Linked DNA regions of Homo sapiens: region 2 is linked to region 1. A link is a contact called in ENCODE Hi-C or POLR2A ChIA-PET data. All regions are on one chromosome and are shown on one strand. Each heading gives the region's core, a stretch centred on a gene start or an enhancer-like site at or near the end of the contact. The rest is flanking DNA. Distances are from core to core; before and after follow the strand shown.

Region 1 (5,214 bases), core at 1,426-3,925:
TAAGAGAATATTCTGTGTATTTGACTTCTAAATTTTTTGTTTTGAAATTATAAAAAATATGCTATACTAAACATCTTCAGGCTTATACATTTCTTTTCCCATTTTGAGTTACTTCCTCAGGGCAAATACTGAGAAGTATGATTTTGAAGTCAAATACTCTTTTTACCACTATTTATTTATTTATTTGAGACAGGGTCTCACTCTGTTGTCCAGGCTGGAGTACATGGTATAATCATGGCTCACACAGTCTTGACCTCCTGGGCCCAAGCCATCCTCTCAAGCAGATAAGACTACAGGTGTGCACCGCCACGTCTGGCTTTTTCGAAATATTTTTTTGTAGAGATGGAGTCCCATTATATTGCCCAGCCTGGTCTCCAACTCCTGGGCTCAAGTGATCCTCCTGCCTCAGCCTCCCAAAGTGCTGGGATTACAGGCGTGAGCCAGCACACCCAGCCTTTTTTCCCTGCTCTTGACATCTATTGTTAAATTGCTTAAAAAAAAAAAAGTCAACTAGTGAAGCATTGGTAGGATGGAGCTTGGTCATTAAAATGACTATTCGTGGGCATAACACTGTGTCTCATTTTAATTTTTTCTTTGTTTGTGATAATAAACATTTTGTCATAAGCCTAACATTTTCTTGAAGCATGATCAAGGTAGCTTATTCAATAGAGTTTATATTTCAGTTTAAGTGGGGGGCAGGTTATTTTTGGAGCCAGAATACACTACATTGTAAGATCATCTACATGCCGTGGTCAATCTTTGTGTGTTCCCTATTTTGCACTCCAGTTTAGCTCTCTACCCAAACTCTTCTGGGCAGGTTCTGGTAGTTTCTGATTCAAGTGTGGGCTGTCCAATTTTGTATTTTGCATGAGAACAGAAGGATAGATTTGTTCAATTGCCAATCCTAGAGTTGCCAACAATTTAGTTATTGAGGGCTTTCAAAAGTCTTACCCAGGATGAATGTCTTCTATTTATTCCTAGTTGCAGACATAAGTAAATTGATTTCTTGGTTAATAGAAATAATTTCTCAATGTTGGTTTTGTAGGACAAAAAAAGGTTGTTTCAAATTATGTTTAGGAGTATCTGAAATTCTCCTTCCAAATCTTTGTTCTCTTCCACCCGTACTGCAAAAAAAGTATCAAAATAAGAGCAGCATTTATCCATAGGATCAGTGACATATTATTGGCCACTCTGGAGAGTTGGGGAGATGGTATTGAGAAGATTAAAACAAGTACTGACAGTTTCTTTGCGTAATTTGCCTCTTTTGACATCTTTTTCAGTAACTATCAACATATTTAAGTTAGACACTGTATCTAATGGACATTTAACTGGCTTGTTAAGAGGTAAGATTTTTCTCAAAGGATACAGTTATAATTCAGTGTTCAGGACATGTCTGAAAATGGGTTTCCAGATATTTCTGTTGGTTCTTGGAAACTTCCATCATCTTGGGCTAAAAGTTTCATGCATTACACATAAAGGGAATGTGATGGTGCGTCTAATGCACAACTTGCGTTTTTCTGTCTTTAACAAAAGCATGCTTATTATTGCCATTGCCACTGAAAGAGCTTCTAAACATCTCTTCAGACACATGTCTATAAAAAGCCAACAGAAAGGGATAGATACGATCTGTTTTTCTCACTCCAGCTGAAAGACCAGAGATACTTCTTTCCCTGTTTATTTTGTGGAACAAGTAAAACAAAAATCCTTTGCCCTTTCTTCTTTGCCTATTTTTACTCTCCGCAATTGCCTTGAGTCCCTGACACACTTCTATTCTGAAATACTTCAGCACTCACTTCCTTATTTGGTCGCTGGAACTGCTCTTTGTCTTGTTCAAACATTCTGCCAAGCTTGCAGCCTCCCTTCACCCCCGCCCCTTGCCCACGGCTCCCCCTTTTCTACACACACACACACACACACACACACACACACACACACACACACACACACACACACGGGGCTAGCTCCAACAGGTCACTCTGACTCAGCCTTCTCTGTAGCTCACTAGCCAATCCCCCATCAGTTATGCCCATTTAAGGAGTACCTTTTGGAAACCATAAAGGACCAGAGAGTTTTCAGCTGTTTAAAAAGACTGCTATGTTGCATCACTGGAAGTCACCGCAAAGCATGTATTTCACACAATTGCCCTCATCCTATGGCAGGGTATGTATTAAAAACAACCACCACCAAAAAAAACCCAAAAACAAAACTCCAGGCTGCTTAATTAGTGGTTACTTTATTCCTCAGTGTTTTGGCAGTTAGATTTGGCTGATAGAGGCAGAGTTCACTATCTGGTTAGTTGTCAATGTTCTCTAATCTATGATTCATGCCAAGCACTCCAATCTAATACTTAAAAAAAATATATATATATATATATATATATACACACATACACATATAACATAGGTCTAAGTAGATGTGCCAATAACACAAAGTAAAGCTCTGGGTTCCTAAGCGAAGAACACACATTTTCAATAAATGTTCCCTTTGCTCTCTTGTGTTGAAAACAAGCAGGCATTTGGAGTGCTGAAGGCTATTTTCTGGTTTCTCTGCTCAGATGTGAGTGAGGAAAGCACGGCTCTCTGCATTCCCTATTTAAGAAAGAGCTGTAATGGTCCCATCCAATAACACAGAGCAGTGTTTCCTTACATATAAACAACTGAGAAATTCCTTGGGCAAGCACATAGCCTTTTGGTTCCCGGAACAAAGCGGATGGTGGTATTCATTATGTCAAATAAACACATCATCCACACTCCAAAGGGAAACCTGAAACAATAAGCTGAACAAAGCAGTTTTCAAGGTTTTAATCCTCTTGCAATTAGCCCTTGTCTAACTCAACTGAAAAATTAAGAGTGAGCGATTTTCCCAGAAGAAAGTACCCTTAAGTGATTAAATATCCACAGTTTGTTCCCAATACTTGTTCTGAAAAAGAATTGGAGCTCGTTTTCAGAGGCAAGTAATCTAAACATACAGGATATCCTATCGCTTAGTATTATTTCTCATTTAGCCACCGAAAATGGTCTGTACCTTCCCTCGTCCACCGTGTTAATTCCTGCAGCCCTGTTACTGGGCAGGCATTGGGCTATCCGCTCCAACCAACCTTTATAGTTTCCACTTTGATCAGAATAAGCAGCAGATCAAATCCTATAGGAAGCACGTTCTCTCCCTGCCTTGTTACCATTCAGTCGATTTTGCATATTTGTGTTCACCATGGTGACCAATGTGGAAATAGTGTTTAGCTTATGAAATTCCCAAAGTGTATTTCCCTATTTTATGGAGGACAGTTTTAGACTGGCTTGGATGCATTCTTGTTGGAGGAAGACTCAAATCCTTCTTGGATATAGGCAAGGTGTAAGTGACAAATATACTTTCAACTATTTCCACCAGTTAGAATCTCAACGAGCCTGGATGTGCCTTACAAAGTGACTTGTGGGTTCAAACTTGTTTAGGTTTTAGAGCACATGGAAGTTGTGAATGTTTGCACACTATTACACTTCATTCTATTACAGGAGCACCAAGCAATTCTGCTAAAAGAAAATGATGCTAGTGTATGCCTGCAATATTGAAACAGTCACAAGCATATGTCCATGAGAAATGAAATCTGTCAAAGCCCTTCCAAGTTAATTTTAAAATGTTTACATTTGCTCATTCATCTTGTTCTTGAAAAGAAAAATGGCAGAGGTCACTAAAAGATTAAAATATTCGCCGGGCACAATGGCTCATGCCTATAATCCCAGCGCTTTGGGAGGCCGAGGCAGGTGGATCATTTGAGGTCAGGAGTTCAAGACCAGCCTGGCCAACATGGTGAAACCCCGTCTCTACTAAAAATACAAAAATTAGCAAGGCATGGTGGTACACAACTGTAATCCCAGCTACTTGGGAGGCTGAGGCAGGAGAATTGCTTGAACCCAGGAGGTGGAGGTTGCAGTGAGCCGAGGTCGCGTCACTGCACTACAGCCTGGGTGACAGAGCGAGACTGTGTCTCAAAACAAACAAACAAACAGAAAAGATTAAAATAGCCATTGTCTTTTAGGAGAAAAATTTTAAATTGAGAAAATTATAGACATTCGGGAAAGAGGGTCACTGTTCACTTTCAGCCCAGTGTCTTCAGAAGCATCACTGGAGAACTGTTGGAATCAAGAACCTAGTCCAAGACTTGGCTTAGAGACCTGCACTCTCCTGCCGTTTTTGCTGCAACGCAGTTATGTCGCTTTTGAGGAAGTAATTTCGTCCTATGAACCTTATTTTCCACATCTATAAAGTACAGACCTCATTTTAAATCAGAATTCCCAACATGGTTCGGTTTCATCCTAACAGAAATTATACAGTTGCTTAAGGCAGTCCATATAATCTATTAGTTAATGCATTTCCACCCTCATTGTCCCTGCACTGCTGGTAGATATATTTGATACATAAATTAAGGGATTCAGAATTTCAATTCTTAGTGCAAAAAAATCAGGAATTGGTAGATTGAAATGATTTCAAATAATTTCCCCAAATCTTAACTCCCAAACTTTCAGGACAGTTGGTTCTTATATTTTTGGTGTGTAGCCTTCACACTGATAATTTCCAAATTCAGCCAAAATTTTAGGCTTAGACTCAACCTTTCTCATTGTTTTCTTGGGATCAGTCTCAAACTTTCTGAGACTGGTTTGGAACGTCTCAAAAATGCTGGCAAAATGTATTATTGATAGCGTCTTAATACATTTTTTTGTTGTTGCTTCATCCCACACTGTCTCTATCGAATTCAGAGTTTACTTTAACTTGATTCTATTTCCCATCACTGAAATTCCTCCCACTCTCATCTTCCCCTGGGCTCAGGGATATCCTGAGGGATGCTGTGAGGTTCCATAATGAAAAGGGGCTCAGAGATGTGGGGAGAAGGTTCCTTATGCACACATTATTTGGTTATAATAGCCTTTCCAAAGCTTCATGAATGATTTGTTTTTTGAGGGAGGTCCAAATATTATACAGATCAAGTTTACCATTTAAAATATATCCAATTATGCGAGACAGAATCATACAGCAGCTCACATCTGTAATCCCAGCTACTGGTGAGGCTGAGGCAGGAGGGTCACTTGAGGCCAGGAGTTTAAGACCAGTCTGGGCAACACAGTGAGACCCCCAACTCTAAAACATTTTTTAAAAATTAGCTGGGTGTGGTGGCATGTGCCGGCAGTCCTAGCTACTGAGGAGGCTGAGGTGGGGGGATTGCTT
Region 2 (4,928 bases), core at 695-3,194, 42 kb before region 1:
GTTTAAAAAGATATTGGAAAATGATCTTATGACAATTTTTATATTATTTACATGTTAAAATAATATTTTGAATATATTGGGTTAAACAACATGTACTATTAAAATTAATTTCTTTTTCCTTTTTAATGTGACTACTAGAAAACAAACTGCATATGTGGTCTTCATTGTGGTGGTTCACATTCTGTTTCTACTGTACAGTGCTCCTTGAGGCCTAGTTCTAAAAGTTCCCTCACTTCTCACAAGGGTTACTGTCTGTTTGTCCTACTAGAGGTTCGCCAGATGCTCTACTGAACAGGAATTATACAGCAGAGCCTCAGAATCTAAGGACTTGGTCTCTGAGGGACCGATATTTGGGGTAGTGGTGATAGATTTGTCCATGATAGTGGCAAAAAGTTGTCCTCCAATTTTTTACAAGTTTCCTATTTGCTGACTTCCCATCAAGTAATATTAGAAATGATTCTAAGCTTGCATTTCTCAAGCCTTTCCACTCTTCTAAGACATCCACACATGGTCAGCATGTCTGGGGCACCGTCGGTGCTACCCATTGACAGATGAGAGCCCTCCATCTCCAGCAGAGCCTTCTCCTTCAGGCAGTGAGAGAAGACTCCGCTTCCATAGACAGGATCATCCTGTTCAGATCAACTACAAGGCCACAGTTGTAAAGGAGTCAGTCCTGCCAGCAGCTGTGAGCATGGATAACTATCAGTCATGGGGAGGAAGCTGTCGCCTCCAAAGATTTAGGGTAAAAGGCAGAAGATAGCAGGCTGTGGGGTGGAGATGAATTTGACTTTTCTCTCACGTGAAATGCAGGTAAGCCCCGAGTCATGTAACAGAGCAAAGCAAAAATGTTGTAACACGTTGACAAGAGGAAGGAATGACCAATTATAACGCTGAGGTTTTATGTTTAAATGCTACAAATTTTTCTCCAGTTTATAAATACATTTAAATAAAAGTCTTAATGCAAAAGTACAAAAATGATAGTCTACTGTCTTAAGACGCACCGACTATTTTTATATTTAGAGTAAGGTGAGGGGGATGGGAGTGAATCCAGATTGAATAGTGCCAGACAATGGGCAGAACGGGACTCTTAAACACACATTATCTTTCTTCCAAGAAACTACTATTGCTTCCTTCTTAAAGCCCACTCTGGATTTTTTTTTTTAATTTTTATTTTTTTTGAGACTGGGTCTCATTCTGTTGCCCTGGTTGGAGTGCGGTGGCACTATCACGGCTCACTGCAGCCTCGACCTCCCAGGCCCAAGTGATCCTTCCACCTTAGCCTCCCAAGTAGCTGGAACCGCAGGTATGTGCCACCGTGCCCAGCTAATTTTTTTACTTTTGTAGAGATGGGGTCTCCCTGTGTTGCCCAAGCTGGTCTCCAATTCCTAAGCTCAAGCAATTCTCCTGAGTTGGCCTCCCAAAGTGCTGGGATGACAGGCGTGAGCACTCTGGAAAGTTAATACAATCTTCTGAACCAAGGTATTGTTATTAGTTATCCATCTTTTGACCCAAAAACCAGTATCTCAGAGAAACATGCCAAATTAAAGAGATTACAATGGATACTTTCTTCACACTCGAAATAAAAGATAGCATCTTAATAAAAGTATTTATGCTTGATCAAACTTTATAAAAACAAGATGCCGGGAAAAATATCTTCCAGCCCATTTATGAGTGTATAACTTAAAGAAAAAATGACCCCTGATGTACTAACTTTGTGTGGCTAAATATAGTTAGCAGCCCTCATGCTTCATAGCCCATTTTCCCCTGGAATTCAGCTAATATAAATAAAACAAATGAAGGGAACCTGGCCCCCCTCCATGAAAATTACATCATTCTTCCTTATTAGGAAAACTTCTTCAAATCTGAAATTTTGCTCTAAATAATCAGAGTTTCTATTTCTCAATGAATAACAAGGCAGGGGGCTGCCCTCATCAGAAGTGTTGCTGTGTGGGGAGCAATGTGTGTGACGTACAGGCTCATTTCAACAGTGATGCTTCCAACAGTAGTAATAGTAACACCAGGGAAAGCATTAAGGTGCATTTAGGAAAGCGCATGTCATTCTCTCCAAATTTTTGCTTTCTATATATTTTTGGATATATGCCTGTGTTATGGTAAACAGAAAGATGAGAAAGCAGAAATTCTTAGGTTCTTTTGTAATACTGGTTCTGACCAAAGATTTTTGTATCTGATTGATCTTGATTAACAGGATGATGCAGTGGTTAAAAATCTAAGGCAGATCTGCCACTGCTCCCTGAAACACACTTGAGTTTCCTCTTAAGTGATGTCTAATTTGTTAGACAACTTTAGGTTATCTATTTTTGCTCTCAGCCGTCAGCATATTAACACGCTAGCTGATCTAGGCTTCTTGGTATGAAAGGTAAGATTTATGAAGTTAATGTGTACACGTAAAATAAAAATCAATTAAAACAAATGTCTTCTTTAAACATTACCTTTCCATGGATTTAAACAGGGCTGCTTATCAGTTTGCTGATTCTACCTGGTGTTTCACCTTTCTTTCATCTTGACGTAAGGACTATTCTCATGAAAATTAAGTAAAAAAGAGTTGGAAAAAACACTTCTAAATGTGAAGTCTACAATGGGGTTCATGAAGCTAGTACCATATCCTAAAACAAATAATTTATAAATAAATCCTGAGATGTAATGGAGCATTAGGGTAAGCAAACAATGAAGTCGTCTTACAGAGCGCTGCCTCTGGCAGGCAGCATACACCAGCCCACTCACCGAGTTCTCATTTTCCACTTTGGCTAGCTAACAAAATCAGAGTAGTCAATCACACTGTTCATGAAAACATGGAGGGCGAGGAATGGCCATGAGAGAAGGGTTGTCGAGAGAAGGAAGACTGGTCTAGAAAATACGAGGATGGTTCCAACAGTTATAAGTTTATACTTCTAAATCTCTTCATTTCTGAACTTTTCTAACATTTATGTTTTCAAAAGAAAGAAAAACAAATATGCCTTGTGCTTTGTGCTCAGTTAATTGGACTGTTGGATGGTCCTCACTGTTTCCCATAAAGGGCCCCTGCACTGGCAAATTGGGAAAGCATTTCTATTCAAGGACTCCAAGAACTTCCCAGTTCCAAAGGACCCTTCCATCCTCTAGGAGTTTTATTCATATACTTCTTAACTGGTTTAGGAATGAAAGGTAATGCTGTACTTCTTAGCCATGTAGGCTCTGGAGTTAGACTGCCTGTGTTTAAATTTTAGACTCTATTATTTACTGGCTGAGTTTCTTTGATCACTTAATTTTTCTGAACCTGCTTCTTCATCTTTAAAATGGGGGTCATATATTTCTCAAAGGAAGATATAAAAGCAGCTGACAAACATGAAAAAATGCTCAGCATCACTAATCATCAGAGAAATGCAAACCAAAACCACGATGAGATACCATCTCACACCAGTCAGAATGGCTATTACTACAACGTCAAAACAACAGCTGCTGGCCAGGATGTGGAGAAAAGGGAATGCTTATACATTGTTGGTGGGAATGTAAATTAGGCCACTGTGGAAAGCAGTTTGGAAATTTCTCAAAGTTCTAAAAATAGAACTACCATTAGACTCAGCAATCCCAGTATTGGGTATATACCTAAAGGAAAATAAATCATTCTACCAAAAAACCCCACATGGTACATGTACACTTGCTCCTCATAGCACTGTTCACAACAGCAAAGACGTGGAACCAACCTAGATGCCATCAATGGTGGATTGGATAAAGACAATGTGGTACATACACACCATGGAATACTATACAGCTACAACAAAGAGCAAAATCATGTCCTTTGTAGCAACATGGATGCAGCTCGAGGCCATTATCCTAAACAAATTAATGCAGGAACAGAAAACCAAATACCTCCTGATAAGTGGGAGCTAAACACTGTGTACACACAAACATGAAGATGGGAACGACAGACACTGGGTACTCCAAAAGTGGGGAGAGAAGGAGGTGGGGAGGGGCTGAAAAACATCCTCTTGGGTACTGTGTGCACCACCTGGGTGAGAGGATCAATGGAAACCCAAACCTTAGCATCATGAATATACCCTTGTAACAAACCTGCCCATGTAACCAGTGAATCTAAAATAAATAAAATGGGGGTCATGATAGCACTTCCCTCCTAGACTGTGAAGATGAAATGTGGTAGTACATGTGAAGTATTTTGAGCAATGTTCAAGCATGCCTTTGATAAATGTGAGCTATTAGTATTCAGGACGGTCATGTAAATAATTCAGTGTCCAAATGTGGGCCCTTTAATCTGGGACAAAGGCTGAACTATATAGAACTCTAGACAACTGGCAGATTGACTGTCCTGGGGAAAAGGGAACACGTAGCCATCCCATTCATATTACATAATGTCAAGGTCACACACTGCACAGACAGACTGACTTACCAAAATTAACAAAATTTGTGTATCACTGGGTACTAGAGTGTATAAGAGATCAGATGGAATAAGAAAGCCTTAATTAAAAAATCATGAATTATAATTTAAAGCATTTAAGATAGACGTACCACTTACATGTTAATCACTCATTTTGCTGAACTTAGAACATTCCTTTTCAGGCTGGGCGAGGTGGCTCACACCTGTAATCCCAGCACTCTGGGAGGCCGAGGCGGGTGGATCACGAGGTCAAGAGATCGAGACCATCCTGGTCAACATGGTGAAACCTTGTCTCTACTAAAAATACAAAAATTAGCTGGGCGTGATGGCATGTGCCTGTAATCCCAGCTACTTTGGAGGCTGAGGCAGGAGAATCGCTTGAACCCGGGAGGCGGAGCTTGCAGTGAGCCAAGATCGCGCCACTGCACTCCAGCCTGGCAACAGAGTGAGACTCCGTCTCAAAAAAAAAAAAAAAAAAAAGAACATTCCTTCTCAGCATTATCCCAAATATATTGTAAAGTTTAGTTTAAATTATTTT

The links. A loop is a pair of places that touch in the nucleus more often than their neighbours do. ChIA-PET counts read pairs that join two places held with the same protein, here RNA polymerase II (POLR2A). Pooled maps may share reads with other maps.
Region 2: a loop to region 1 is called in a map of IMR-90, with 8 times the contacts of the local background. The contact joins two enhancer-like sites. A Hi-C loop is called at or near these places in 3 of 168 maps with a recorded cell type or tissue (IMR-90, breast epithelium and heart left ventricle) and 4 of 50 pooled maps. POLR2A ChIA-PET finds 5 or more read pairs at or near these places in 8 of 52 experiments (AG04449, AG04450, K562 and 4 more).

The regions. Positions count from the first base shown.
Region 1 is chr4:168,813,557-168,818,770 of GRCh38, reverse strand. The region is part of intron 10 of PALLD (palladin, cytoskeletal associated protein); the gene reads right to left. Among named protein-coding and RNA genes, the nearest start is that of PALLD-AS1, 170 kb to the right of the region's middle. RefSeq lists enhancers at 1,631-2,266, 2,267-2,901. Within about 2 kb of position 2,675, at least 16 of the 41 ENCODE cell types and tissues checked have a DNase peak (open chromatin) inside an H3K27ac peak, as active enhancers do; they include IMR-90, where a contact is called at or near this core.
Region 2 is chr4:168,855,032-168,859,959 of GRCh38, reverse strand. The region is part of intron 10 of PALLD (palladin, cytoskeletal associated protein); the gene reads right to left. It overlaps LOC102723331 (a long non-coding RNA gene), which reads left to right. Exons shown (of 2, transcript XR_007058358.1): 2 at 1-4,928. Among named protein-coding and RNA genes, the nearest start is that of CBR4, 150 kb to the left of the region's middle. Within about 2 kb of position 1,944, at least 5 of the 41 ENCODE cell types and tissues checked have a DNase peak (open chromatin) inside an H3K27ac peak, as active enhancers do; they include IMR-90, where a contact is called at or near this core.